Regions from separate parts of the Homo sapiens genome. Here region 1 is linked to region 2. A link is a loop called in an ENCODE intact Hi-C map of the cell type or tissue named here. Cell type or tissue: K562. All regions are shown on one strand. Each heading gives the region's core, and the rest is flanking DNA. Links, peaks and the distances in the headings are about the cores only.

Evidence for each region. Peaks named below come from ENCODE experiments on the same cell type or tissue, not always from the same donor. Only the 100,000 strongest peaks of a DNase experiment are listed, where the experiment ranks them.
Region 1: it touches region 2 in a loop (5-fold over the local background); 18 of 110 quality-filtered maps call a loop at or near these places.

Annotation. Positions count from the first base shown.
Region 1 is chr4:77,196,918-77,212,967 of GRCh38, reverse strand. No RefSeq gene overlaps it. Among named protein-coding and RNA genes, the nearest start is that of CCNG2, 48 kb to the right of the region's middle. In K562, for the core only: a CTCF peak has its summit at 9,174 (motif pointing right); a DNase peak (open chromatin) is centred at 9,167; H3K27me3 peaks cover 931 bases.
Region 2 is chr4:76,940,178-76,956,227 of GRCh38, reverse strand. SEPTIN11 (septin 11) reads right to left here and starts at 6,476. Exons shown (of 10, transcript NM_018243.4): 1 at 6,298-6,476. The coding sequence starts at 6,324. It overlaps LOC105377294 (a long non-coding RNA gene), which reads left to right and starts at 6,663. Exons shown (of 3, transcript XR_001741739.2): 1 at 6,663-7,265. RefSeq lists silencers at 6,182-6,491, 6,522-6,701 and an enhancer at 7,612-7,691. In K562, for the core only: CTCF peaks have their summits at 5,912 and 8,685; DNase peaks (open chromatin) are centred at 5,677, 6,517, 7,277, 8,657 and 2 weaker places; H3K4me3 peaks cover 4,085 bases.

The DNA of each region.
Region 1 (16,050 bases), core at 4,655-12,654, 260 kb before region 2:
GGGCAAGATATTTGAAGAGGGACATTCTATAAAATCCCTCCTGAAAAAATTGCAACAAGTATAGAAGAAACATGGAAGAGCCTTAAAGCTTTAAGAGCTGAACACTAAACATTAAGTTTAATATACTATAGACCTCATAGCCATTGTTCATGAGTTATGTTACTACATATAGACTAATAGCTTTGTGGCACCTAATGACTTGGCCACAGGTACAATTTGAAGCACAGGTGACCTCAGACTTGGCTGAACACCCTTGTGAACTTCCTAGAACACAAGAGCATTAAGAGGCTTGTGAGGAGCTACTACAGGCCATTTCTCACTTAACTTCCTGATCTAAGGAGGCTGTCATGAACCCATTTCATTGCTTTTAGGGTATTCATGAAGTAATGGAGATCAGAGTCTACTAAGATGCAAACCGCTTGACCTAGCTCTTAGGGCATGGCATGTCAGTTTCTTATCTGTCCCAGACAGTAGTCAAGCTTGCACCAAGAATGGAGGGAAAAAATATTAAGAAGGAGCCAGCATCAGTCTAGGTCCTACACAAACAATGTGTAGGAAGAAAAGAGGGATAACCTTGACTCCTAAAGTGCAGGCCCAGATGGATCCAGTGGAGGTATCTCTTGGTAATAGAAATACTCAAGGGAGAACTTTGATTAGAGTGAAGGGTTTCTTATTCCTCAGCCACCAAACGTGGCTTACTGCTAAGGGAACAATGTTAAGTCAGCCTCTTCTGGCTTTTAAAGGCAACAAGCATTTGGGTGTGCTACTTCAGTTTGTCAGCTAACCCCAAAGCTTTGAGACCTGAGAAAAGAGCCTCGCAGCAGGTACAGCTTGGTTTGCTTGCACATTTGATGATTCAACTCTAAATTGGAGCCTATAAAATCTTAGGAGTCACCTTCCCTAGTAAGGGCAGGCTCAAATAAGTTCTGGAGACTTAACAGACATCATGGTGATTGTAGTTAGTAGTGTATCATATACTTGAAGTTTGGGAATACATCAAGTGTCCTACAAAAAAGTATGCAAGGTGATGGACATGTTTAATGTGGTAAACACCTCAGCATATATTGAAACACTTTGTACTTTGAGATGGAGTTTCTCTTGTTGTCCAGGCTGAAGTGATCTCAGCTAATGCAACCTCTGCCTCCCAGGTAGCTGGGATTATAGGCATGCACCAATACACACAGTTTTGTTTGTTGTTTTTTTTTTTTTTAAAGTAGAGATGGTTTCCTCATGTTGGTCAGGCTGGTCTCGAACCGCTGACCTCAAATGATCCACCCACCTTGGCCTCCCAAAGTGACTTTGAACATCTTAAATGCCATTTTTATTTGCTTATTATACTTCAATAAAGCTGGAGGCCTGAGGGGGAGGCTCACATGTCAGGCACTTCACAGTAAGATTTGGGGATTCTTTTTCCTTCTAACATGGCTGGCAGAAGTTATACAAATAAGCCATTTTTTCCACAAGGACCTTGTCGGGAGAAGCAAAGACTGGCTTCTGGTTTTATTATATCCAAGTATGTTCAGATCTAGTTAAAGAATGAGGAGTAGCCGGGACAAAGTGTCCTGAAGCAGAGATGAGCACAAAATGCATAGGGCAAAGAAAGCAAGCAAGCAACACATCTTCAGATTTTTCTAGGGCTATGCTTAGCAGGAGTGTCCTGGCTTAGGCACAGAAATACTGGTAAAATGAAAGGAGACTGTGAGCAAAAACTTGCTATTCATCTATTGCTTCATGGAGCTAACTGGACATGGCCAAGTCCATCTTGATTTTCAGTGCTCTTTGGGTACTCCACTTGAAGGGTGTCAAGGGCCATTTAGTTTCACACTGCTAGTGTGGCATTTCAGGTGCTGGGAAGGCTCAGTTATTCCCTAGTGTCTGTAGAGGACCTTATAGACCGGTTTTAACTTTTGACACCTTTGATATTAGGCATGACTGATGGGTTCCCTCTTAATAACTAGGATGGACTGCATTTCCCCTTGCCTCACTGGATCCTACCTGACATGCAGTCTTGAAACCCACTGTCAGGAAGCGGCATCACCCATGATGAACAGCATCCAGCCAAATTGGGAAACACCACTTGCTTTGAGGGTACAAGGAGCTTGCCTTTTACAGATTGAGGGACTTGAGGGCACTCCCTTTTTTACTCTGGCCAAAGCCATTTGGAAGGTGAAATCTCCTCACTCTTGCTGTCATCTTAATCTACTCTGGTCTGGCATTCCCTTTGATGGGACAACCTGATGCCTCAAGATCATGGAGGTGGCCATTCCTTCAGTTCATGTACTACGCCCCAGTATGCTTACTTAGGCCAGGTAGTAGAACCCAATTACAACATGGTAGAAAGCGATTATTAGTAATGCCTATCTTTTTCCTGCAGTATAGCTATCCCCAGAGTCATCACTAGCCTACAAGAGTAAGTGAGAGCTAAGTTCACAGTAGGCATTGCAGGTTTTGTGACTTAGAGGTTAAGGTTTAAGAACCCAGCTGGCTCTAAAAACAGGTCTACTCTACAAAAAACCAGCACACGAGGTGCCCCATACAATCTGGGAGATACTCTGTCAGCAAGCACAGGGGTAGATACTAAGCAATCATACCAGACCTCAGTTAGCAGACTCTTCCAACCTAGGAAACAACTAGTTGGGCTCTAAAACAGCCTAACATTGCCTTGGGAAAGGGGGAAGGGTAATTTAGCAAAAGGTTCCCCAAGACTATGAAAGAAGCCTTTCCTCTCCAGGAAGAGCCTGTTCTCAGGGGCTCCACTGGGATGTTTACACTCTAAAGCACATTTCCACAGCGCTAGCTGAAAGCATCGACAGGGTCAGGACATGGTCGGCTGGGTGTCTGTTTGCTTAGCGCCAAGTTCCTGGTTGGGTGCTCAGTGTTTGGCAGGGGTATCTAGGCAGGACACAGCCCAGAGAGGTAGTAGTGTACAGATACCCCGTATTGGCTTCAGTGTTATGACCAGGTTTGCAGTAGTGGTCTGTTTTAATCAGGATACTTTACAATTAATAGTCAGCTAAGATGTGGAGAAAGGAGTAAAACCAGAAATTCACCAACAAAACTCAAGGGAAAGGAGTCAGAAGGAAGGGATTGGAGGGAGAGAAAGATCCCAGGGCTAGAGATCAGAGGCCTACATACATGTTTAAGGACATTTGGGAGGATAAAGATTAAATCCAAGTAGGACATGGTGCAGATAGTTAGCACCAGCCATCTGAGGCAGTGTTTCAGACAGGGACAATCTTGCCCCACCCACCACCCCGCAGCACATTTGGTAATGTCCGTAGCCATTTTCGGCTGTCAGCAGGGAAACGGATGCTACTGGTAGCTAGCAGGTAGAGACCATGGATGCTGCTAAACATTCCACAATACACAGAACAGACCATCCCCCACCAAGAATTTTCCAGCCCAAAATGTCAATATCCAGCCTCAAATTTCAGACTGAGGAAATGGTAAGTTTTTGGCTGGGTCATTCAAATGGATATTAAGGTAGTCAAGGATAGCAGGATCTCAGGGCAGAGGATCCTTTTAAGGTGCCTTGATCTTCATCTCATCTCCAGGCCATTTTACTATGTTGACCAACAGTAGAAATAGTTCTTAGTAGCAAAAGCCTCAGTAAGAAAGCTCATAGTGTTTAAAACTAGGTTGAGTAAACTTCAGAACAATTTTTGGAGAGTCTAAGACTACTAAGCTCCTCTCCCAGCTCTAACAAATAACAGCCTTGTGAAGAGTTTCACAAGCGATATGCTTAGGTTTTAGTGACTCAAGTAATCTTGACAGTTGAAGAGGGTAGCTGGAGAAGCTGACTGGAGTTCTAGAGGCACAGCAGAAGGGAAATAGAAGTCAGTATAGGTGTACAGGACAGAACACTGGAGGCATATTAGGGTACCAGCCAAGCCTGTCAGTTGCAAATCCTGTTATGGTCAGTTACCTCCAAGTTCTAGGGGAACTCTAGGATTATGTTGTACTACGTAACTATGACATGGTACTCGAGTCTGAGGTGGCTATGAAGCTACAGGTGAGATCGGTATAGTTTTAGAAGTTCTACAGCTTATGTGCACCTGCTCAGATGTTCAACCTCACCTCTCCGTAGGCACTCCAACCACTTGCTCAGACACATTGGAGCTATTTTCTTTCTAAGTGCCTGCATGGTTTCAACTGGAGACCTCCCAAACCTGTGTGCAGTCCCTAGTTCTTCCTTCCATTGTAGGAGGAAGCACCACACCCTGACAGCTTCTGAAGGGTTCCATGTTACCAGTAGTTGAACATGGGTCACTCACCCCAAAGGACACACCAGGGCAAGCACCAACCCAAAGCAGGGGCTCCATGGCCCTCAGTGCATTAAGCATGAATTATTTAAATTCCCTTAGTTTGGAAGGGATGATGCAGATGCCTGGAAGCATCTAGTGCCAAAATTAACGTCCTGGAGAAACGCAGTTTGAGTTTTCTTCATGAGGAGCAGGGCACCATACAAGGGGTACATCCTGAGAATGTTGTCCATACCTTGAGAAGTGCCATGGTTCTAAAACCATCTAGTGAGCTTACTGATCCTTAAGTTCAGGAGAAAAGCATACCTGTAGTAGTTGCAGGTTGCAGCATAAAGGTGCCCTACTGCTTGGGCTAGGTGATCTAACATGGTGCTGGAAGTAATTGTGATGCATGAAGATGCCACATGACACCTCTGGAAAATCCAAACATAAAACCCTAGGTTTCTACTGCAAGGCACGATCTATGACAGAACTATTCTGCATTTGAGAAATAGGCCATGACTTAAAACTATTAGACCCCAGGGGAGACTGAGTCCTGAACATTTCGCACCAAGTAATATCCCAAACTGGAGCTCCCCATCATAAGCTAGGTTTATACCAGATCTAAATCCTAAGGTTAGGTAGGACAGTAACAACTCACTTTTCCCCTCCCAGATTTGTTCTTCTATTGTATCCTCTATTAGTGGCACTACCACACAGCAGTGCCCATACCAGAAGCCTGGAAGCTGATCATGTCTATTACTACCCACTCTTATGACACCTATTCCAATCCCCAAAGTCAGTTTTCCTACTTGAGATGTTGCTATGTTGAACATACCAGTCTGACCATGTTACTGTCTTGTATAACACTACGCAGTGTCTTCCCTGACCCATTAGGTAAGTGCTGACACTCTTGTAAGAATCTGCTCCCCTCCCTCAGCTTGGTACTGGCAAAACCAAGCTGCAAGTTTTCTTAAGCTTTGTTCCATGTATACGGACGATGCTTTTTCTAGACTTCCCCTTTCACAGAGCAGCAGTAAGGTTTACTTTATGCTTTCATTCCCTGACCCTACCTCCCATTACCAACTTTGGGAACACCTTTAGGGTTAACCAGATTGTTATTGCCACACTGAAGTTACTCAGATACAGTTCTACCTTCCGGTGCTCCCAGAAGCAGGGGTTCTCATGTCAAGACCTTGAGATATAGCTGGAGGACCTGGTTAGCTGAGCAGACAAGGGTTCTTAGCAAGTCTCCCTCTGCAGACATCCATGTTAATATACACTGAACTAAAGAATTCGTGAACCATCGGGCATAGCAACTGAGTTGACATTGCCATCTAGACACCCAGAGCATTATGGCCACAAGTTAAAGTACACACACACAGGAGTTACAACTATCTTCCATTTGAGAAATAGATTGCAGCTTTAAATTATACCCTAGTACAGACTGAGGAAATGGAGTTCTTGCAGATGTTTGGCTGACAGTTGGTCCACTAGGTCCGAAGACCCACCCAGAAATATTTCCCCTGAGTACACAATTGAAATTGATGTGCTTGTCATTTGAATAAATCCCTACGTTGGGTCCCTAGCCATGTGAAGTAACAGCATCACAGCAGGGCCAGTTAGAAACTTCTGAAACTGTCCCTACCCCAGCCAAGATATTAAGTCACAAGTATTGCACCCCTGTAGGGGATGGTCAACATTAGTGCCATGCTTAAGTATCAAGCAAATATGGTTGGTGGTCCTTATCTGTTCAATTCTGCATTCTAGCCCATGACGAAATTAGATACTAGAGGATAATTAAAGCACTACAAGTTCAACCAAGTGTCTGGCCTGGTTCCCAACGGGTCGGGTTCCACAAGCAGTATACCTGGTCAGCTACTTTGTATCACAAAGGGCCCAAGATGAGAATGCACATATACATAGGTGGTTCAATGGCATCACTTTCCAGTCAGCAGCCTGGAACAAAGGACTGAACGGTCAGAGACAAGATTTGGGTAGAGGAATGTGGATGGACATAGTAAGGCTATGTATGAAGTGTGGAGCTGTGTGTCTCACATTAACACCCACCAGGAAGGGTCCATCTTGGAAAAGGTACTGAACTTACTTGACCTGGCTGAGACTATTGCAGACCCATATTGCAGGGCAGGGGCTCTACCTGTTCTTCCCTTCCCTGGTTCCTTGCACAGGTGTTACACCTGTAAGACCTGAAGATTCTCCCTTGCTGCTCCTATTCCAACTCCCTTCCACCCCCCACCCCAAGTATTACCCCCACTGAGTCTCTTGCACTTAACTACAAAGGATCCAAACTGACACCATAGAAGTTGTTCTTCCTACCCCTGCTAGTATTGATTGCCTTTAAATGCATTCCCCAGGCCTACATTCAGCACTCCCCTAACCACAGGCCGAGATGCAGAATCTAATCCAAGGCAGACTCATCCATATACCTTGGAAACCCCCCCCAAAATTATGCTCAGGGTCAGAATTGACAAAGTTGGCCAAAATTCCCTAGATCCTACTGGTAAAGGGTTGCCTTCTATTTAAGATTGGAGCTGAGCAAGAATCCAGCCACAGCCCCATAGTCAAATTCACAAAGCTTCCTGAAATTTACCTGTGTTTAAGAGCTCCTCTAACCCTGTGCTGGGAAGTTCCTCTCACCCCTCAAAATGTTTGCTACTTCTTCCGGGAAAGCAGTGAGAGACTTCCAACTATCTGTTATCTTGCCACTCTAATTTCTCCTCCCCAGACTTCACCACAGAGGTATTGCTAGAAGCAGTTCATTTCTTCCCTTAGTGTAACCCACCCAATCTGACATTCCCACCAAACGAAATGAAGACCTTAGAGAAAGTCTTTCCTTCAAGCAATCCCTAGTTTGGACTCAGTACATCTAGACAAATGACTTCAGTATTGTATGGGAAAGCTGTGAACACCATCTGCAATTCTCACTGTGAAACCTGAAGATGCTTAATGTCCCAGGACCTTCTCATTAGACCAAAATTATAGACACTCATCTGTCTCAGGAAGTCAGGACCATTGTGTGCCAAACTAGCATGTGTGGGAGGAGAGGCTTACCTAGAGATTCTATCAAACAGCTTCTGAGACCCCACTGCCCAAGACACTCACTTCCATACGGAGCAGGACCTGGCCGAGTTCCACGTTTGTCTTGCCCTGATAGTGGTACTCCTCTCCGTGGCGGGGTAGGGGAGGAGGGGGCGGCTGGGGGCGGGGGGAGTCTGATCCTGTTGCTCCTAATGCCACACTTTCAGGGAACCTAGAAAGCCTTTGAAGACCCTCAGACTGGCCTGTACCTTTTACATGCCAGTGTGGAGCCCTGGATATGAGGCCATCAGCAATATGCAGGTAGTGTGCCACAGCAAGACTGCCATAGAAATTCAGGGCTTAAGTGTCTGAGGTACCATTCACCTCACTTTCCCCATGGGGTTCTGAAAGTAATTGGGAACTACACCTGAAATCAAGATCAGACAAGCTTTGTTTCACTGAATCAGAGGACCAAAGCTGGAAGTGGGCCCCCGAACTAGGCTGAGCAAGTCTTCTACCATTGAGTAACGTAAGCCCACTCAGTGAGCAATCCTTCCATATACATTCATGAAGTAAAACAAGTACCATAAAACTCATGAGGGCAGTTCTCTCTAGAAGGGTTAACTACATATGTGCCATGAGTTGTTCCTAGTCTCATTAACCCATCCAGGTTCTTTTCCCTTGGGTAATATTGAAGAGATAGAGAAAAGCAGAGACTAGATAACTTAAGTGTTTCAAAAATAGAAGTTACATAACTTCACATGGTATAAATCAGTAGTTGATATTGCACATCTACAAGACATACCTTTTGAATTAGAACATTGGATTTTGCTTTCCATCAAAAGATTTATGTATAGGAAAAATTCACATCTGGAATCCATTTGCTTTTCAGGAAGATAACTGTAGCCTTCTAAGATAAGCCATTGTAACTAGATGGTGATGAAGGATTAGAGATGAGTTTAAAATAAAGCATTACTTCATTTTAAAAGTTAAATATACCCCAATTCTGCTACAATAGCTTTAAATTCTTCTGTTCTGGTCAACATACTTCTGAGGGATGTGAGATTGGCCTCTGCTGTGAAAGCTATTAAAACAAAGCCTTTTGGTTGTTTTCCTCTGAGTAGCATTGCTATCACTCCAACCTAGATTCAGTAGGTTAAACAAGCTTATTTGTCACATGAAGAACTCAGTACATTAAGCACTATATGCACAATAGTCATTCTGTACAAGAACATTAACATGTACCTCAGTTACCTCTAGATAACTATCATTGTACATTTGTAGTCGTCACCTGTCACCTGTATGTTCTTCCAACGAACCATGTATTTCTTCCCCTTTGTTTGCTAGGGTGTGGGTTTAACAAAATTTGGCATTTTCTATTTATTGTGTTTTACAAAGTATTGGTCCATGGCAGATCAGAACCAAATGGGTCCTTTAGGTAGTCTCAAAAGCTAGTCGGGGTCATTTTAACTTTAACTGTAGTTGAGACCTATTAACTCACTAGAAGATCAGCCATTTCTAGGCACTAGGCTAAGGTCCTAAGCCTTCCATCCAAGCACAAGAAGGTGTTTAGGGAAACAGGTTTCTCAAAACCAGCTCAAGATTTGCAGCTATGTTTATTCTCATATACCTTGAGCAAATGAGAACAAAGCAATTAGCCTTGTGTGGAAGGAATGGAGGGATTGTGTTGATAATGCCAACCCTAGAAGCCATCTTAGGAGAAGAGGCAAGAGGCCCAAACAATGAAGCAAGGGTGAAGCAAAAGCTGCCAGAGAGGACCTAACGGGGCCTGCCCTCATGTTTGGAGCCTTGGACTGTTTCAGGAATTAGACACACGGGGTCTTGCCACTTTGAAGCATGGGGCACAACCAGTTTTAAACTGCCATCAACAGGGGGCGCTTAGTAACCATAAAAGCTTGACTGAGTTGCAAAGCCATGACTTTGCTAACTCTTGAAAAGTGAGCTGGACGTAAGGATGCTCCCCGTTTGGAGTGAATGCTTTACCACAGCAGCATAGACACCGTTGAAACATTTACTCAGAGTCGAGTAGAGTAAGCTACTTGGTCTCAATTTCATACTGTCTTCAAGAGCACAGGTGAGCCATGGCTATCTGCTATGCTGGTTAGACATGCAGTCATGTAAGCTTTTCTTAGGACCAGTTCAGCATAGTTGTGGAACTTTGTCACATTGGAAGGCCTCATGACCCCAGTTTGAGGGGTTTCTCCCATCGAGACCCATTATCCCAAGGGCTCTCTCCCAGAGTCCCTGCTGCTGCTAGGGACACAGTCACAGGACTTAGCCTCTAGCAATCAGAGACACCAGGACTATTTCAGAAAGGAACAAGGAGTCAGTAGGTGGAACCATTTTAGAGTAGGGCAGCTACTTAATTTGGTGGGTTTAATGTGGAGGAATTGGTGAGCATATGAGACCAGAGCAAATCAATCAACTCCTGCTACACTGAGTTCTGGACATTATCTCATGTTTTACTCACTCGTTTATAACCTGAAAGCAAGGAAAAACTTGTTACAAGAATAAAACAAAAGCTACATGTTTAGAAGGGCCCAAGTTTACCAAGATTGCCCAACAACCCTGTTTTTCTAGCTTCTCTCCCCTCTGCGAAATTTGGGAGTTGGAAAGATACATCAGAAGTCAGTGATAAGTTTAGAGACATGGTTCTACCATAGTCTAACTCAGCCAAGCCTTATCTTTCTAGTATTAGGACTAAGACATTTGGGATTCACGAAGGGTTGAGATTTACCAGAAAAAAAGCCATGGGGTTAAATAAATGAAAGATACTATAACAAGGAAATAAAGTCAATAAAGGCAACAGCTGGAATGAGAAAGTCTGTGGGTTGGAGATTTGTGTCAAGAGAAGTAGTCTTAACAGGCCTGAAGTGGAATGACTTGAACAAGAGACTTGAACAAGCTGGAGAGGAAGACGGGGTGAGTGAGACAAAACTGGGTTGTTTAGGACAAAGTACAAGGTGTTAACCACCTATTCATGAGGAATTCCAGTAGGAAGCAGTTGACAGGAAGGTGAGTCAGGGGATGGGGAAGGTGTTTTCACAACCATACTAACACCTCTTCTTGCAGAACTAGTTATCTGGCTGTGGACCCAAACCTGGGGTTCAGGTCCCAATACACTTTGTATAAGGAAGACCTTGTGCAGGTTTAGCTTCAGATTATCATATAGGTGATAACCACCAAGGACAGAGTAGTTGAGATGTCATATTCCTGGCAGATCCGGCCCATAAATGCTTTCTCAGGTATGTCAGGTTAAATAGAAACTGATTATGGTAACACCTCCAAATAAGATTTCTATCAGTTCTGGTTTGTCAGGTGACATACTAATTGCCTCACTAATCAGACAAGTATTGTTACGCTAGTCTAGATTTTTACTGTTAACAGGAAGGTATATGAATACATTGCTTGTATAAAACAAGCAGTCCTTAACTGGTTTTATTAAGGCACTCCCGAGAGATGTTAGGTGCAGTTAAGCCACAGGCCAAGAGAAAAGGGAGAAAAAAAGAACAGCAAGATATGCTGTAAATTATGACAGATTTACTCCACCCTTTTTATGTCTATTTGGTCATTTAGTCATAGACAATCAAGTACATGACTAAGCTCAGGACATTTAACCCATTACACCCTGCCACACCAAAAGCTTTTCATAGAAGCCCCATGTTACCCACCACGTTGACATTTGAGTCAGTGTACTCAAGAGCCAGGTAAGCACAGGGAAACAATCATTTCCTGTAGCATGAGTGGTCTTAAGACATCTAGCTTCCTGTTGAGCAAGGTAAGAATGACATCCACCCGACTATTTGATTTTAGAGGTTTAGCTTATTGATCCGAGTTATACCTGACCCTTAACCATAAAGCATTAAAGTGAGACGTTTGTTCTCAAGGCAAGCTATAGCAAGTCACTGTAAGAGGAGTAGTATATGGAAAGACTTCAAAACAACCTAAAGTGAACAATTTCCTAGGTTTGAGAGATTGTGAGGGTGACACTGAGCCTCAGTTTTTCTCTATAAAATAAAACCCTGAGGTAGTTACTCCTATAAGTGAACCAATATGAGAGCATTCAGAACAATGGCATGAAGTCAAGTCTGGGTGACTCTTGTACATACTATTCCTTGTCCACATTCATAGGTATTTTGCAAGTTGAGTCATGACTGGTCTGTTCATAGTCACCATGGTCCTATACATTCATGAATCAGTATGTATATGGTCTTAAATGCCTGCGACATTAAGAGGAAATCAGCTCACTACCCAACAACCTTAAAGCAAAGCAGTAAGAATTAAGGATAGGGAAATAGAACCTTAAAAGATGACAAGAGGTGGGTGGGAAGTGGTATAAGATTAGGCAAAAGTAACTAGTATGAACATGAAAATAGAACCAGAATGCTGAGAGAACCCAAAGAGATGGCTATATATGGAACCAGAGTGTTCTTAAAAATCCACCCCAAATTGACCAGAAGCATGGTAACTGGAAGTGACGTGAAACCACCTAGTAGAAATTTGAGCAGAAACTGCACAGCAGTGGGGAATTCACTATGAAGTATACCAATAAGTGTGGCTTCCTCAACCTGTAGAGGCTGTGTTGGTTCAAAACAATGTTGCATAGGTTTGGGGATACCCATGGCATTGTTTATAGTTCTACTTCCAAGTTCATCTGGGAATGTGTCTCATCTATTGATCTGACAAGTCTTTCTCAACCCTGTGAGAGGTATAGAAATCTTTGAAAGACATGCTAAAGATACCCAGCTCCTACAAATGGTGGGGGTGGGTGGAGAATAGAATAGCAAGCAACAGCTAGCATTTGTGAGAACTCTGATTTCTTATGAGCTAACAGATCTATTAGTTCAAATTGTACATGTCCCCATATAACTAGGGACATGCCTACTACCAGTAAAGTTGACAAAATGCAGTCAATCCACTTAGTACCTGATCATAAGCAAAAAACTTTAAAATGCAATTCCACGTGTTGAAATTTAAGACATCAAGAAAGCCCCTCTGAATCATGGTTGTGACTGAGTATCTACTGGAAGAAGCTTCTATCACCAGGGAGGGTCTTTACCTATGCACTCAAATCCTATGGAGTCTTGGACAAAGCAAAATAGTCACTGAAATATTACACGGCAGGTGACAAACTGACAGCTGGGAGTTCAGCATGTTTCTCTCAGCCTAAGTCAAATGGACACCAGCGAGTTTTCCCGTGCATTGGGTCCTTTGCTGTTGCTAGGCTTTATTTCCGTCAAGACTGATTCATTATTCAAGGGCAGTTACAGGTGTATGTGTACAATAATTATCTTCCATTAGGTCACATGTCTGGCCAGTCTCAAGCTCATCTTTGGTCAAACTGTTCATGTCGCATTAGCTCAAGACCAGGATGGACATATGCAGACTCATCCTAGACAAGTGCTTTTTATGCTGGAGTAATAGCCAAAGTTTAGCTTGGGTGAAACATTGGATGCCTTTGCTGCTGAGTCGAGGGAATCACTGGTTTTTATTCTGAGACAAACTTTCCAAATACTCCTTGGTAAGTGAAATATGGGCAAGTTCTGCCTAAGAGAACAGTAACTAAGATCAAGTTGAGAAGACAGTTGTAGGAAGGACTGCTCCAATTACCATAAAGTGTTAGTTGCCTCCCCAACAGGCTAACTTGCTGGTAGAGGCTCACACAAGGTGAGGGAAACAACTCTTCCATCACACTCAAATCCAAGTGACAAGATAGCCAAGTCTGTTATACAAGCTAATTGGTTAAAGCAGAACACTTGCCAGAGGAGCTCAAGTATTTGGCTCACTTAAATGTCATACACAACAAAGCCAGACAGTGTTTGAGATTCTTCATTACCCTCAGTATCAGTCACAAATAATCTAGCATCATACAGAGAAAGCAGTGAGGGGAAGAGCACAGGAGCTTCCAGGTAATGGCCCTAGTTAACTCCGGGCCTCAAGTGGGTTCATAAACAAGTTGGTCCATGTTCTGGTTAGTATTTTTGTCAACTGCCCCCAAATCCAAGGGAACTGCTTCAGCACAGCCAATGCTACTGATTTGACAGCTTCCTACTTTCTAGATATGCCAAGGGGTTCTATTCTGAGAGAGCCAAGTTAAAAGTTCTTAAACATGGTGGCTGCTGCCTTTCTTCCCTAATTGCAGACACTGGCCTTGCAGCAGCCCAGCCCAGCTTCAGCCTGGGGCTGTCTTTCCTGCTCTTCAGCCTCCCCACAGCTCTGACACAGGTCAGAGGAATGGACACCCATCTACCTTCCTGTGATAACTCCACAAGACCAAAAACTTCCTTCTTGGCAAAAATCACATGCCTCCCGGATAAGCCATCCCAGCTGTCCTAAACCCCAATCCAACCCAAGTCAGTTTCCGTAGAAATAAGTGTTAAGCAGTTGTGTTGAAGACAAGAAGACTGCCCCCTCCTCTCTAGATGAGGTTTGATTAGGTTCAGGTGTTTACCACTGGTCCTTATAGGTAACACATCAACATCAAGTCCAAGTAAATTGAATAAGGTATATACTCCTGTTGGCTTAGAAAGCTAATATAGCACATCACTGAAAAGCACACTCCAGCCTGATTTAGGTATAATAGGAAGGGGAGTTGTGGGCGCTTGAGCTTTTGGGATAGGAATTGGGCACTACAGCATAGATGTTAAATGCTCTCAAGTACTTGATCTCTAGACACCTGTAACCTCTCAGTGTGTTGTCCAGGATCTAAAGAATACCAGTAACCCAAACTGAAAACTGGAAGATATTGAATGAGAGCTACTTGTATTCTTCCCATTTCCCGTGCTCAGGACAAATAAGTTACTAAAATGAGCTTTGGAATGGGTGCTTTAGATATAGATGGCATAGAAGATGCCAGGACAAAGCTTACCCACAATAATCAAAGTGATTGCTAGGGGTATGGAAAATGGTCATATTGCTGACAGAATGGTGTTTTACACAAAGGCAGTCATTCTGACAAAGTCCAAGTAATACAAGTGGTTCTAGCCTACTAGTTCCTGGAAGTTTCCAAGGATTTGCACTCAGACAGCAATACAGACACTACATTCTACCGTCATTTTAGATCAGCATTTCCCTAAAGCGGTAACAAATGAATTAAACAAAAACAAAAACTTAAAGTTATGTTTTATCCAGAGCTGTGCTCTCCAATATAACCACTATTCATTGAGCACTTGATAGGACCCATCTCAATTGATACACTAAGTTTAAAATGCATACCAGGCTCAGTACCAAGAATAAGCTGGGTTACATGTCAAAATAAGCATCTCTTGGGTTAAAGATATTCGTTTTTCTTTAATGGGACTGACTATATATGGCTTATACTTTTGGCTCGTGTGTCTCAGCACTGTTCTAGAGGCTCCTATAAATTCCCTCTAAAGAGGATGCACAGAGAACTTGATCTGGAAGCGTTCCAAACACATTTGCAGATAGGAGTTGAGAGCTCTTTAAAAAGAGGTGATTTCAGAACTAGACAAAATCACAAGACTGTTCTGTTTATATCACATCCCCTTCTATCTGGGAGTTCCTAACCCCAGTCCCAAAGACACATGGCACATTAGGTCCCTTTGACTGTCCTGTTGATCATGACGAATTTTTGCATCTCTACAAGTTCTCCAGACTGTTTCAGCAGTAAAATAGACCAGAAGTCATCCTGGGCTTTCCTAGGCTTCTTCCCCATCTCAACTTAGCCATGCTTCTACCAGGCCACCACATTAAGGAAGTAAGACCACATTGTCATCTACAGGGCTTACCTACTGAAGACAAGTTCCATCCCCCTCACTTTATGCTTCCTAGAGCGCCCAAACTTCTGTCACATAGTTGGGAAAGGTTATTCCAGATTAGACACCAGAATTTAGATACACAAAGGCACTGTAATGTAGCGTTTAGGCCAGAGCTGAAGTCTACTCCATTGAGAATTACTTCACAGGAAAAAACCCAGACTTGAAAGTCAGTTCCAATTCCCAGCCAGCACTCCCTCACCCATTTTCTATTGCCATTAAGTAACAAGCTACAGCTGGGTCTTCATGTTCCTTCAAGCTACGTTGTAAGTTCCTGGAGGGCAGGGACTCCCCTCTGGAGTGTGCTCAGTGTGCAAGGGTGTTAACTAATCTCTCCAGGCCAGTCAGACCAGTCCTGCACAAATGCTTCAACAGGCTCGTTTGCTACCAGCAGTTACTTGCTCCAGTCACCTGCCTCATGACCATTGCTAGGTAAAGCATTTCAGTTTGGGTGGCAGCCGGAGAAACCATTTAGCCCGAATAACCTCCAGCCACCGCTCTGCTCTCACTCAGGGGCTTTTTTAAAGAATCTATTCCCTGAGGAAAAAGATCCCAACCATTTGAAAGTCAGATGTCAGAGGGCCCGTTTGTAGGCACACTACAATTGCTTTATGGATCAGAGGATTCAGAAACAGTGAGGGCCCAGCTCCCTAGTGAGAGCACTTTCTCCAGCACCACCCCCAACTGAAGATCAGACCTACAGTACTGAAACTGATGTCATAGGAGCCGTGAGACCCAGAGTGTGAGCAGTAAGCTGAAATCTGCCACAGAAACAGGATTAAACCAAGATATGGCATCTCCCTATGGGTAGCCTGAGAATTGAGAAGTTAATCCTGTGACCACAGCTGCAAGCTTGAGGCACCTCCCTCATCAGGGACTGATTCGGAGAACTCTAGTGGGCAAGCACCTCAATAAGCAAAAGTATGTTTAGACCCCTCAGACTGTTCCAATGCCTCGGGGATTCTCTGGGCTCC
Region 2 (16,050 bases), core at 4,305-12,304:
TCAAGATGCTGAACAAGCTTCCCGTGCACAGAAGTTTTTGGTCAAGCCTTTTGCCCTCCAACAGCAGGTCAGAGTAAGTTTAATGAGTACCTTAATGAGATTCACAAAATTTATACTGGTATGAAGACAGTACTCAAAGAGATGAGATAACTAAAACAGCATGAAGTCTTAAGTAAACCCTGGCTTTTAACAGACTCTTCTCCTGTTTTCATAAAATCCAATGAGTTTTTAATTTCCTTTTTGGAGAACACTGATTGCCACTTGAAGTCCAAGGTGGAAAGAGTCCTACCATCTTCCCCCCCAGCCCCACCACACTCTTCAGGACTCAGTTGCTTAGGTCTAAGAAAATAATAACTTCTAGTTCTGAATCCTGAGGAAAGGCTCAATGCATAAAACTGGGCAGAGGAAGATCTAGCATTGTCGTTGTCATATGTTGTCACTGGACTCTCCTTCTCTGTGTCCTCTGTCAGTCTTCATTTCCTCTATTCTTTAAGGGTTCAATTTGGGCATGAAAGGAATCAACTCCCCTGATCGTTTCTCAACTCTCCTATTGAATCCTGAAGAATTAGTAGTCTGCAGATTTTCTTTGTCTTCCTTCAACCAATTTCAAGGATCTGAGATATCTTAAGTTATGGGCAAAGGGTGGATGGAATATAAAGCATTTAAAGAGCTACACAGTAAATACATGCCTATAAAGAATGCACTGCACAACTGAGTCTCTTCCCACCTCCTCAGCCTCTTGTCTGTCCACTCTCCCTACCCAACCCTAAGGCTGACGTTCCTGCTACATTGGATTTCTTAAGAGTCTCTCCCTCACTTCCAGAGCTTGGCACATGCTGTTTCCTGGGCTTGGAACACTTCCACAACCACCTCCCCATCTCCCTTTCCTTGCTAAATCCTATTGCTTACTCAGCCTATAGAGAGATTTCATGAGAGCAGCAAAGACTGCAGTCAAGTACTCACCAACATAATTTCAGCACCTGCATATAGAAGGTACACAAGAAATGTCTGATAAAACAGGTGGGTTGGAAAGGCAAGAATGAGTACTGATGTGTTAGGGTGTTGAGGATTATTTTGTTTTTCAATCTCTAACCTATCCACATTATTGTGCCTCAACTTCTATAAGAGAAAAAAAATCAATTCTTCCCAAAGGAATGTTATTATCAAAAACAAGTAGGTAAATTTTAATGTTATGCTATATATATTTTCATTTCCTTTTTGTACAATAAAAATGCAAAAAAAAATAAATAAATAAATAAAAAAGAAATCACACACAGACAAGAACAAACAAAGCTCCCACTTGTCAGAAAAATGGTCCTTTTAGAATATGGTCTCTTTCCCACCTCACCACCTCAGCCTACCCCTCTCTCAATGTTTCACACTCCATCCTACCCAGTCACAGTTCAGCAGGTGGGCAGAATGTGTCCACAGAACTGGACTTCCTGTGCCATTTGGCTTGAGCGATGTGCTCACACTCATTGGCGTCGATCCTAAAAAGAGGTGGCTCTGGTGCCTTGGCTTTGTCATATCAGGGAACAGACTCCTGATTTCTATCTCAGGTCAAGCCTGGAACAATGTGAATTTCATTTTAGATCGCCCAGCAAATTCCTTTTAGAAGTCTGTCTCTATTACCTTAGCCCAAGTATTGTTTTTATGTTCAACAGCTGCTGCATTGATGGGCTGCCAGCAGGCATGAGTGGGTCAGGGGAAGTATTGTTATTTGAGAGTTTTCTGTCAATCCAGATTTTTAAAAAGGGGGCGGGGGAGGTTATCAATTATATTGTAAAGTAGATCTCCTTGGAAAAAAGTATAGAAGCTTTAGATGTGTTGGGTTTCATTTAAATAATGGTTCAGCTTTGCTAACCCCATTTGAGACAGGTCTAGCTAAGACTATGAAAGATGGATCCCAATAAAATGATAAAATCCAAGAGCAGCGTCTATCCCCAACCAAATTTAGAGTCCTATAAAGAGAAACACAGGCACAGAAAACTCTGTGGGCTGCGCCACAGTCTAAATCCGATGATCATGATCAGTGTGACATCATCATTGGGTAGAATATAAACACTTGGTCTGCTGGCAATCAATCAAGTAGGCCATCCAAATCAAGGAAACAGCAGAGTCCCACAATCATTTGTTCCTTTTGCAGACATAGGATGGCCCATGCCCAAACACTAAGCATCCACTTCCTTCATTTTAAGAGTATTATTCAAATGGTCACACAGGACTCATTCAGGCACACAGTTTGGTTTCTAGGTGGCAGTTTATACAAGATGGGTTATGTCTGCTCAAAAAAGTGGTGAAATAGACTAAACACCTAAGAACTATTATATCAGGATAGTGGGTTATGGGCAGTTTTGTTCTTTTAATCAATTCCTTGGGTCTCCTTTTCACTGTAATGTAGACACATCATTTTTAAAGATGATAATTTAAAAGATAAATTAATCTATAACTTTCGAAAGATTTTAAAAGGAGAGATTATTGTACCTCAGAAACTTCTTGCATTCCTTAATAACTGCTTATAGAGCCTCAGTATGTATAATTTATATCACTGACTAAAAAGTTCTAATTTTTGAAAACTGACCTGAGATGACAGTCCCTTTATTGTTTAGGTGGCCCTCCCCTGGACCTTTCTTGGCTCCATTCATGTTTCTCCAGGCACACCGACCACAGCCATCCATCTGGGGCCACATTTTCAAGTCACAAAAATGGCAATTTTATAACAAGGGAAAGTAACATTTTATTGGCAGTACTCCTCCACTTCCCACACTCCCTGCCCTCATCTTTAAGAATTGCCTATAATTATCCCCAGACAGATATGATCCTTCACCTGAATCATATTTGCTGAGTCAGCAATAGGCATATAATTCCTTTTCTCCCTAAATGATTTACACATTTACACTGAAGTCTGTCACTTTAATACACCAAATCTCTCAAACAATAAAGCTCCTGGTAAGAAGAAAACTTGTCCACTGCTATATCCCCAACACCTAGAACAAGTTCCTGACACATAGCAGGTGCTTAATAAATGGTGTTAAATGAGCAAATGGAAACTTGGTTTTCCATTTCCTTCAGCTCAACAGATAAAACAGCAATTAAGTGCATTTCTTGAAGGATATCATAGGGAAATCTCCACCACCAGTGAAGTTTAAACACATATTTTTTGTTAGGGATAAAGTAAGAAATATTTCTGCACTGGGGAGCAGGCTAACCCAAATGACCTCTAACGTTCCTTTCAACTCCTAGAGTTTTTAAACTGATGAACACCACAGCTTAGGAGAGGCCATCAGCTACATAAAGCCTGATTCCCAAGTAGAGTAAATTGCCATGTTCTGTTTAAAATAAAGATAATAGCTGCCCCGGGATTTGGACGCAAAAATGCTAATTCATCCAAAATGCAGACACATCCCTTGGGAGTAAAATGTTCTTGCTAATCATCAGTTATACTAGGCAAACAGCAGATGTGCTTCAGGGTCTTCTTAGGGCTAAGCCCAAAAACCATCAGTGGGGAAATGGAGAAGCTAGGGATCAAAATTAAAACTGAAATAAACAGTATCACACTAAATTGAAGCTTTGTTTTGCAGTCAACAACAAATCCACTTAAGAAACTTACCTGAATTTAGCCTTGAGGTTTGAATGGTTTGTAACAGAATATAACCATTTCATAAGATAGAAAATAGTGCATTTGACATGTAAGCATTTTTGCCCACTAAAATGTCATATTTACCTGGGATATCACACTCAGATGTTCCCATTCAAGAATATCAAAAATTTAGGGTAAGTTATTCAGATTGCATTTTTCTTCAGTCTGGCGGGGAGAGGTAGTTATCGCAAAAGGAGATATATGTCCTAAATAACTTTTTAAAAAATCTAATTAAATACCTAGGGAAATTCCATTCACACATAAATCAACTTCGGAGTGGTTCTTTTCCCTCAGCGCACCCTTCCTTTCTTTTGGTGAAATCACAGACTAGATAAGAAATGGGAGGGCCAGAGAACTCTTAACTTTAAAGGTGCAGTGTAGATTCCATGGAGCTGTGTCTCAAGAGTCTTCCCCATTCATTGACTTTGTTTTAAAGCCATAACTGCAGAGACCACACTTAAGACAATAGCCCAATGAACAAAGTGAAAGGATTCAACAATTATCTGTGAAATGTGATCACATATTTTCTGTAGACTTTCTAACTTTATAGTCAATTCCTAATCACTCGTACATTAGGTTTCCAAAAGAAAAGTCTTCTGTCTTTAGATTGTAATTTAATTTTAATTCCAGTGACAACAGAGTGCGCAGAAAGAAGTCACTTCCTCTGTGCACGTATACTTAAAAAAAATCTCCTCTATTATCTGAAGAGGGAGGTCTAACATAAGAATTCTGTGGGATTAAGCTCACATATGGTTGGCCGACTTGGTGTTGGATGTGATTACGGCCACACAACTAAACCTTAAATCCACATACTGTTCCTATTTAACTGACATATATGAACTAATTTATAGAAAATGTGCAGCTAATTATTTCTTCCACCTCCTCCATCCCTCAAGAATGCACCAGCAATAATACGTGTTACTGAAAAAGCCAAACACCCCCACTGAATATTTGCAATCCTAAACGTTTGCCAATTTATCTAAAGCAGATATTGTTATTTTAGTTCTCTGAATCTATGCCTGCTAATAAGTATAATGGGGGGCAGGGGGAGGAGTAATTTAACCAGATAAATTTCACCTCTATAGACCTCAATTTTCTCACCAAAAATAAAACGACTAGCCCAGAGACTATGCAAATTCCCTCAGTAACAATAACCTACATGTGACCACTAATTATCAAGAGCACAATTTATGTGCAAAAGAAGACCAGAATTCTTAAAAGAGCCATGTCATTAAATCGTAGAGTTGAAAAGGCCTAAAAGACAGTCATGATTCGATATGACCGCTGTGTTTTCTGACTGCAGAAAACGTCTTTGAAAGCACCGCGGGCAGCCGAACCACCAAATCGAATTAGAATCCGCAAAGGGACCCATGAACTTCTCCCGAGGGGGTAGGGTGCAAAAGGCGCGCGTATCTGGGGAGGAGTTAGGCGGGGAGAGGGGGAAGAGCCGGGAGCCTGAGAGCACAGCCTTGCATTTCTGGGATTTCCGAGCTTCCAGTATCTCAGTAAGTCTTTCGTCTGTAACTACAAAATCTCCCGAGCCACCACCTGCAGCTGCACAGCTGTGGGAAAGGGAAGAAGAAAAAGGGAAGAGGAGGTGATAGACAGGGAAAGACATCGCCCGAGGCGCCCCCAAAGCCAGTAAGGCGAGTGGACTGTGAACATCGACGATGAAAAGGGGAAAGGGAAAACAGGAGGACTCCGCCTTTCCCACCCAGCTCCGCTCCTTTCAAAAAAAAGGAAAGGCCGCCGCCGCCCCTTCCTCCGCCTTTCACTTGGGGATGCGGAGCGGCCACTGAACCGCACCCTCGGAGTCCCGCTCCCCTCCGGCCCGGCCCCGGGGCGCGGACCGAGTCTTGCAACCCAGTAGGCGCGGCGCCTTGGCCCACACACTCGGGGCAAAGGTATCTCCTCCCTCCTACTCTCCTCCCTCCCGCCGTGGGGCACTCGATTCTTCACGCACCCGCCCGCCCTTCCTCTTCCTCGCGTCCCAGCCTCCTCAGCCCGCCGCCCCCGGCCTTTCAGCCGCAGAACATTTCAGTCCTTCCACCCACACCACAAGGGAGCCTCCAGAAAACTTTGTGTGTGTTATCTGGGGCTTTGTCCACATCCTGGGCAGGGCCCGCTCAGCCGGGTGGATGCCCGAGGGTGTCCGGGATCTCACAATGCGCTGGGGAGGCCACCACGGAAATCCCACCCCTCTGACCTGCTTCTACAGCAGTGCCACACGCAGCACTTCAGCTCGCAATTCCCATGCCCTGAGCGCCCCCTCGGCGCGGGGGAGACTGGAGGAAAGCCCCGAACCCGGCGCCCTTCTGGCTGTCACGAGGGAAGAGGTGCGCGGGCAGAGGGAGGCGGCTGAGACACGCCGCGCCTCAAAGAATTATTTTAAAGGGAACAGGAGAGGGGTCCTTTTTCTTTCGCATTCCCAGAAGAGGGGCGCGACGAGGCGATCCACTGTTGCATCACGTAACTGAGCCCCTGGGCTCCTAACCCCGACCCCAGACGCGCGCCCAAATTCGTGCACACACCCACAGCCGTCGCCGCCGCCGCGGGGCCGAGCACCCGCCCGGCTCCCCTGTGGTCCTCACCGCACCCGCCCCAGAGCAGAGACCACCCGGCGCCCGAGGAGCAGCAGGCGAGGCCCCAGCACTCACAGACGGTCTCCCCACGGCCACGGCCATCGCAGCTGCGGCACCGGCTCCGGCTGCGCCCGGGTGCTTTACGCCGACTCCGGCTGCTGCTAGTGCTCGGGCTCCGGCTCGCCTCCCTCGCGCCTCCCTCGCGGCTGCGCTCTGCTCGCCGGCGTCCCGCTGGCAGCCAGCGGCATCTGCTCCCCCCACGCCGCCGCCCCTCCCGCTTTATTAGAGCAACATGGCCACCCGCCTGGAAGGGACCATTCGCTTCCCCAGGAAGGGGTGTGAGCCTGCGCGCCCGGCCGCGGTGGTGGGCGGGAGGATGGTGGGCGGGCTCCGAGCCCAGCTCCACTGGCCCCGGCCGCGGGGCTCGCCCCTCCGTCCCCAAACGACCGTCTCCGCTGCCATGAGATGCCGACAGCCTGTGCGCTGGCCGCCACCCCCTGCTCCATCAGGTGCTGGAATCTGAGTAAAAGCCTGGGCGCGAGCTCCCAGCCCCGGGGCCTGCCACCGGCTCCACGAAGCGGGCAGCTCCAGCGGCCGCCGGGAGAAGGAAGGGCGACCGGGGGAGACGGGTCGCAGGGACAGCACGTGGCGGAAAGTTAGCCCCGGACTAGCACGCCCCACCCGGAGAAGCCGGCCTGGAAGGGGCTGCGGACCACCAGGCGGAGCGGTGGGCGACCGAAGTGCGGCTGGGCTGGCCTCCTCGTCTCCGCACTGGAAGAATTGCCCTTCCGCAAGTCTTCCCTTCCCACATGGGGGCCCTCCAGGCCGCACCTCGGTCGCCCACCGCTTCCCTTGAGAAGGGAGACTAAAGACAGGCATCTGGAAGCTGTCACTGTGGCGCGCGGGCAGACAGGGGATCCCATTGGAGAGGAAGAGCCGTAGTAGTCGCTGCTGCCTTCGGCCGACCCAACGGCCGCCTGCTTGGGAGGAAGAAAAAGAACGCCCCCGCTGAAGAATTAAGGCAGCCATTGGTTGCTCTAGGGGTAAGGACCGAGGCCTCCCCTGGGTGTCACTGGAGCAGCCACACGTGGGGGATCAGCCGACTTCATTCGATCGCTGGCGACAGACCCGGCGACCCGTAGGAATGCGCGCTGGGGCTGCGGCTGGAGGGCGTGGCGACGGCAACAGGCGGGTGGCTCGAGTGGGTGCGACTCTGGGCGCGTGGGACTGAGAACTCCTCCGCCGTGGGGAAGATTTTTTTCCCAGCAGATGTTGGGGTGTTACTGCGTGTCTGAGGGGCCGGCGGAATGGAGGGGTCCCGGTGCGTGCAGGGCAGCGAGGTGTGTCAGATGAGCTGTGGATCCCTGCGGCCCCACGTGGGCCGGAGAGGGGGGCCCACGACAACAAGCGATTGAGGACAGCGATGGACAGGGCGGGGAACCAGCTGGGTGGAAGCACAGGGAGTGTGGTGAGGAGGGAAGGGCTGTGATCTGCCCTCGGTACGACGCCCCAAGGGACAGCCTGGCCTCCTGAATTAGGGAAAAGACAACCGGTCTCTTTAGACGGGCGCCTCAGAGTCTGACCTGAGTCTTCAAACGCCCAGATCCCCTGGGGCCTTGAGTCTCCCTGTCCCGCTGGCCCTGCCTCGCCTGCGCTTCAGGACTCCGACGCCCCCGCAGCCTTGGGCTAAGGGTCAGTCGTCCCCGGGCGCGGGTCCGGCTGCCCTGGAACTGATGCTGGATTTCGCTGGTAGGTGGGCTAGGGGCTTGGTCACCCCGTCTGAATTCCACTGTCAGGACAGCTGTGGAACCGCCAGAGAAAAGTCTGGCCATGAAAGAAAGGTGAGGGGCGCCGACGCAGAGCTTATTTATTCAGTCTGTGGGCGGACTCAGACGTGCAGAGCACCAACCTCTTCAATTTCTGCCCTCTAGACTCCAAATCTTTTGAAATTAGGGACCACCATTTTATGCCAAACATACAGTAGGCGCTCAATAAGTGTTGAATTAAGATTACACATAAATGGGCCGGGCGCGGTGGCTCACGCCTGTAATCCCAGCACCTTGGGAGGCTGAGGTGGGCCAACATGGTGAAACCTTGGCTCTAAAAAAATGCAAAAATTAGCCAGGCATGGTGGCGCTTGCCTGTAGTCCCAGCTACTATAGAGGCTGAGGTGGGAGAGTCGCTTGAACTCTGGAGGCGGAGGTTGCAGTGAGCCGAGATCGCGCCACTACACTCCAGTCTGGGTGACGCAGTGAGACCCTGTCTCAAAAAATATATAATAATAAGATTACACACAGATGGGTGCTGTGCAAAGGGAGGGGGAAGACAAATACTTTCTTCTGCAGCTCTGGTACATGGACATTTTGTCCTTTCTCCATAAGGAGGATCAGACAGCAGCAGCACTGCCCATGGACCAGAGGCCTCATGTAAGGCCTGGGAAAAGAGGGCTCCACACACCACCAACCGGATGTAAGGGCAGTTGCAAAGGAACTGTGTTATCTTGACCAGAACAGACTGTAGAATTTGTTTATCAAATTTTTTTTTTTTACTTATTTATTTTGTGAATGTATATGCTGTAAACTCATCTGCTTAGATTGTAAGAATGTGAATGCCCTACCTTGGTGGGTAGGTTAGTTTATTCTAATCAGCAAAACTTAACGTTACATATTCCAACATCTCATTTGGGATGTGAAGATGCTATGGGGAGGGTGGGTATCCTGGCATTGCTAGAATGTTGGAGCCTTAGCGAGAGAGTGGCAGAGTGGGGAGAACCTGGCACTTCAGCTACAGATGATCACTTATGAGCTTTGTTATATCAAATAAGTTAAACTTTCATCTCATTTTTTTTTTTTCTATTGTAAAATAGGGTAGTAACAGTGAGTCCTGGGGGAGGACGTGTTCTGTTAGCCAGATCCACTCTCCAACCTGCTGTCTGTCCTTTGGAGCCTTAACTCAAGAGACTTTCTTTCCCTCTAGCTTCCAGTTGAGTGAAGGCACTAGGAAGCAACAGCGATGGAACAAAGAGGAAGGAGTATGGTTATTTATTCCCCCCTGGCTCCCTTACTATGGCACCATTGCAGGCTGGTTGCCTCCCTCAACCAAAGGAAGCAGCCAGTATCCCTCCCTAGGGTGACCCAGAGTAAACCCCTATGGTTTCCCTTCATTTTGCACATACCTTTGCAGATAGTCTTTTTATAAAACTCTACTCACATTATCCAGTAGGAATGAACATCTCATTCCTTCACAGAATTGTTTTGAGAGTTAACTGAGAAAATACTGTATTATTATTATTAGAATGACCTATAATTTCTGTCCAAACTGAGAAACTTTTGAGGCTGGGAAAAGGGGGTTTGTGCTGATAGTAATGATGTCAGGACAATAGGAAAAACAAGGACTTATGGCCACCCCAGCTATTATTGCCAGTAAACTCTGCTTTAGACATATTAAGCAATCAAGAAGTGGTCGTACTATCACGCTTCTGTCACTAGACTATGAATGTCTCAAGGTAAGAGTGCTTTTTTGTCTATTAGCTTCTGTCACATGGTCTGGTATATTCAATAAATTTTGAGTTGGAGATGAGGGTAAAGACTAGGAAATGAATAATTTTTATTGCCATACTAAGGTAATGAAGAGTCAAGGAGGTCTTTAAGCAAAGAAAATTTGCATTTTAGAAAACAGCTATAGTGAATATTTGGCATTGTTAGTAATTTAGGGTCTATTCCCTTTTTAATTGAACCCCAATTTATTTGGAGAGCTTTTCCAATGAATGTTTCAACTTGGTAAAAAGTAAATGCCTCTTAAAAAAGAGGTTCTGGGCCAGGCGTACTGGTTCATGCCTTGTAATCCCAGCACTTTGGGAGGCCAAGGCGGGCAGATCACCTGAGGTCAAGAGTTCGAGACCAGCCTGGCCAACATGGCGAAACCCCACCTCTACTAAAAATACAAAAATTAGTGGGATGTGCTGGTGCATGCCTGTAATCCCAACTACTCGGGAGGCTGAGGCAGGAGAATAGCTTGAACTCACAAGGTGGAGGTTGCAGTGAGCCGAGATCGCACCAGTACACTTCAGCCTGGCTGACACAGCCAGACTCCATCTCAAAACAAAACCAAAAAAAGAGGTTCCTCGCTGGCTGTGGTAGCATGGTGTAGTCCCAGCTACTCAAGAGGCTGAGGCAGGAAGATCACTTAAAGCCAGGAGTTTAAGGCTGTAGTGCGTTATGATTGAGCCTGTGAACAGCCACCGTACTCCAACCTGGGCAACATAGCAAGATCTCACGTCCAAAAAAATTAATTTAATTTATTTTCAATAAGAGGCTCCTGAAGAGACGTTCCATCACACCCTTCCTTTCATCACCACAGTACATACATTCTTAAGAAAGTATGTGATCTAAGCTTGGCCAATTAGATGCTGTTACATTTGAATTTTGAATCAAGAGACACAAAGACAATACAAATTGTTACAGTTTATGCAGGCCATAAATTATTTTTTACTTTTTGGCAAATTGTTACAGTTTATGGGGTCTACAATTTATTTTTTTATTTTCTGGCTTAAGTTATCTAGGATTTGTTTCTGTGGTTTACAGTCAAAGAACCCAAAGACCAGATCACTCTTGACTACCATAAAAATGATTAATTATAAAGGGATACAAGAAAAACAGGAGGCTGGGCACAGTGTCTCATGGCTGTAATCCCAGCACTTTGGGAGGCCAAGGTGGGTGGATCACTTGAGGTCAGAAGTTCGAGACCAGCCTGGCCAACATGGTGAAACCCCATCTCTACTAAAAATACAAAAGTTAGCCGGGCGTGATGGTGGGCGCCTGTAATCCCAGCTACTTGGGAGGCTGAAGCTTGAGAATCACTTGAACCGGGGAGGCAGAGGTTACAGTGAGCCGAGATCGCACCGCTGCACTCCAGCCTGGGCAATAGAGCAAGACTGAGTCACAGAACAACAACAACAACAACAAACAAAAGCACACACACAAAACAGGTGATAAGTTAGCTATTGCCACTTTAATTTTGGATGGTTTAACTGACTGTCCTGAACTGACTGATCCTGAACTCCTTCTGCAACACAATATGTAAAAATGTTCATTAAAACATTGTAAAATGCATCTACATTTGAGAGGAAAAAGTAAAACTCTCTATTCACAGATAACACAAATATACAGAAAATCCTAAGGAATCCACTAAAAAATCATTAGAAGTAATAAATGAACTCAGCAAGTTTACAAGATACAGGATCCACTGAGATTCTGATAAACATGGAAGGCAAAAACATTGAAACCGTCATTTATAAACTCACATAGGCTCCAGTGATTATCTCTTCTTTTCTTTGTTAAAAAAATGCATTTAAAAATCATTCTAGAAAATTGTTAGGCAATGTTAAATTTACCAATAACTCTGACTCTTCTTTGCCCCTACCACTTTTTATTATCTTTGAAAATCAAGACAATATTTGCCCTTCTTCAATCTTTTATCATTTCTTATTTTTCTCTGGCTTCTGGAAAGTGAGTAATTACCTTTACGATCACTTATGAAATCTCTTGCATGGATAATTCATTTAGGCCTAGAAACTCATTTAAAGCAATCGATTGCTTGCTTACCATGCTGGATTTTAGTAGCCTTTAAATCATGTTTATTCTACCTTTTTTCATTAAAACATTAGTCTCTTTGGGAGAGGAGACAAATAAATTAAAACTTGAGTTTTACCTTTTCTTTGTCATCTGATAGCATTATGTCATCAGCACGAAGCAGTAGCTTCCATCCTTTCTTGTTCACCCTCTTGTGGCAAGTATTACTTGAAAAACAAAAAAATAAATTTAAAAAAAGTCTTTGTATTCTTTTTAAAGGCAAAAATTATCTAAGCCTGCAGGGACATTTCCATTCTTATAGGCTATGGTACTCTTTAAAGCACGCTGTTTAAAAAATCTGATTGCAATAAGTATGTCCTGTGAAGTGACATGCTCCTTAGAGTAAGATGACTTGGCTTGCTGGCCACTCTGTTTGGCAGCCAGCCCTGGAGCTGGGTCAGTTTCCCCTGGCTCTGGCATCACTCCTTCTCAGATAATTCCTTTCTCCCTGTGGCCAGTCATTGTGGTGACAGTTATTATTCTTTTTCATGAGCCTAGAAAATTTATGTGGTGGATGTCCCTCTGAATACTAGATACTGCCACTGAATTAGAAGAGAATCATATGCACTTGTATATTCTGACAGCCATGTCACTTACACCTTCTCACCTTTTGTCTCGTCCTATTTGCTATCTACCATTCTACCACTGTCCATTTCTACCAGCTGAATAACTCTCTGATGCAGGGGTTACTCTGCACCCTCATCTCCCTTACTGTAGACTTGTTCCTTTTGAATGAGATAAAATTTCCTTGACTTATAATATTTCAGTCATAATTTCCTTGCTACCTCATGTACCGATACCTATTGGATTATGTTCATTTTGTTAATTTTCCCAAGTTCAATTTGCTTTACCACTAATTCTCTCTTTCCAGGCTGAGATTTCAAAAGTCATCAGCATTATATTTCACCTTACTTCTGTCTGTTTTATTGAGTCCCATCTGAATCAGCAGAAGTGGCTGTAGGTTGGCTGGTATCATGAATTTTGGCAGATTATGCTTCATGAGTCATCATTCCACACTTTAGGAAGATAACGAACTAGCCGTTGCAAGACTGCCTTCCTACTCATCAGCAGAGAAAACATGGACTTGGAAGCCAGGACACTTGCGTTCGTGTTCCTACACTGTCAAACATCATGAGCTATGCAAAATTTTTAAGTTGATGTATTTGGATATAGGCGAAGCTGCTGTAATGGGAATATCCCAAGAGTCATTGGTTAAAGAAAAATAGATGGTTTTTTGTTTGTTTGTTTTTGAGACAGTCTTGCTCTGTCACCCAGGCTGGAGTGCAGTGGTGCGATCTCAGCTCATTGTAAACTCCACCTCCTGGGTTCAAGTGATTCTCCTGCCCCGGTCTCCCAAATAGCTGGGACTACAGGTGCAAGCCACCATGCACGGCTAATTTTTGTGTATTTCTAGTAGAGATGAGATTTCACCATGTTGGCCAGACTGGTCTCAAACTCCTGACCTCAGGTGATCTACCTGCCTCGGCCTCCCAAAATGCTGGGATTACAGATGTGGGCCACCGCACCCAGCCTAGATGTTTATTTCCGATTGTTACCTTATCTACTCTGATCAAAACAGTCTCACCAGCACCATATCCACATTCTAGCCCATGGAAAGGGTAAAGAAAAGAAAGTGGAAGATATTAGTTTCCATTTAAGGAAGTGACATGGAAATAATATAAGTCACCTGTGTTCACATTCCACTGGCAAAAATTCAGTCACAGGAATGTACTTAGCTGCAGAGGAGGCTAGGATATGCCCTCCAAAAACTCAGGGGGGATGTCCTACTTGTAAAAGGAAGAAATGAAAAATGGACACTGAGAGGAAATCAGCAGTCTCAGAGGTAATATACTTACACAGTTTTTTAAAAAACATAAAATGATGCAGAATGAAGTTTCCACTCTATTCACCATCTATCCAGTCCTCATGCCTCCCAACAAGAGGTAAATACTTTATTATTGTGTCATGTATCTTTCCAGAGTTTTTCTAAGCAATTTGCAACAGATATAAATATGTATCCTTATTTCCTACCTTACCCCATATTGTACATGAAAGAAAAAATATACTATGTATAACATTCTGTATCTTTTTTTCACTTAATATATTTTGCAGTTCCTTTTATATAGATACATAGTTACCTTCTTCATTCATTTATACAGCTGCCTACTGTTTCTAAGGCTATATCACTGATAAAGTCTCATGGATACACTCAAGGTTTTTTCAGTCTTTTATCATGATAAACCATGCCGCAATAATAACCTTGTACTAGTCATTTTTAACATGTGAAAGTATATCTGCAAGATACATTTCCAGAAATGGGATTAGCCAATCATATGATATTAAGCCAACCTTTTGATCTCTTTGAGCTGCATTTGTTAACTAATAAATTAAGCTCATATTTACCTCATAGGATCATTATTATAATGAAATAACCATATAAACAATTATTGTACAACAATATCAAAAACAAAATAGAGATAAGTTTATCAAAATATGTGTAAGATCTGTACTCTAAAAACCTATAAAACTGTGTTGAGAGAAATTAAAGGAAGCCTAAAGTAATGGAGAAATATACCATGATCATGGATTGAAAGACTCAATATTGTTAATATGTAATTCTCCCTAAATTGATCTACAGATTCAATATAATCCCAATTGAAATCCAAGCAAGCTTTTTTTAAAAATAGAAATTAACAATCTGATTGTAAAATGTATGTGAAAACACAAAAGACCTATGCTAGCTAGCCAAAACAATTTTGAAAAAGAACAAAGTTGGATAACTTACACTGTGCAATTTCAATACTTAACTAAAAAGCTACAATAATCAAGACATGGAATCGGCCAACATACAATCATATAGTCCAGTGGGAGAGCATATGGAAAGTCTACATATAGACACATATGGTCAATTGATTGTTGGCACAAGTGCCAAGATAATTCTATGGGAAAGGACAATCTTTTCAACTAATCATACTGGGACTATTGGATATCCATATAGAAGAAAAGAACCTCAAACCTTATTTCACCTATACACAAGATTGAATCCAATGGATCATAAACCTAAGTGTAAACAGTAAAGCTTTGTTTAGAAGAAAACAAAGAAAAACTCTTCATGACTGTGGGTTAGGCAACAGTTTTGTAGAGGAGACACAGAAAGCACTAACCAACTGGATATTATCAAACTTCAAATTTTTGCTCCTCAAAATACACCACTAAGAAACTAAAAAGGTAAGCCACAGACTGGGGAAAAATACCTACACTATTTGCAAAAAATAATAATGACAAAATATGTGAACATACACATAATAAAAGAAGATACATGTTTGGCCAAATGCATGTGAAATGGTGGTCAACATCATTAGTCATCAGAGAAATGCAAATTAAAGTACAATTGTATGCCTCCTAGTAGAATGGTGAAAATTAGAAAGACTGATGATTCCAGTTGTTCGGGAAGATGTGGAGTACTGGAACTCTGATGCCTTGTTGCTGTCTTTGTTTAGTGTTGGTATAACAGAATACCTGAGGCTGGATATTTTACTTTAAAAAAGAGGTTTATTGGGCTTATGATTGTGGTGACTAGAAGAGTCAAGATTGGGCAGCTGCATCTGATGAAGGCCTCATGTTGCTTCAACTCATGACAGAAAGCAGAAAGAGAGAGTGTGTGTAAAGATCACATTGTGAGAGAGGATGCAAGAGAGAGAAGCCAAGGAAGCCAAACTCATTTTTAACAACTTGCTATCATGGGAACTAATTCATTCTCTCAGAGCAAGAACTACTCACCTCTGTAGGAGGGCATTCATCTATTCTTGAGGGATCCATCTCCCTCACCCAAACACCTTCCACTAGCCTACCTCCCAACACCACCACACTGGGGATAAAATTTCAATATGCATTCCAGTAGGGACAGACCACATCCAAACCATTGCAGTTGGTGAAAATGCAAAATGTACAAGCACTTTGGAAAACAGATTGGCAGTTTCTTATGTAGTTAAACATATATTTACCATATGACTCTACATTTACACTAAAAAATAGTTACACGACAGAAATAATGAGTCCACAAAAAAGCATTCATAGCAGCTTTATGCATAGCAGCCAAAAAATGAAACAGCCCAAGAGTTCAACAACAGGTTAACTGACAAACAAATTGTGGTACCTATATTTACATAATAGAACCCTGCTTTGGTATAAAATAAAC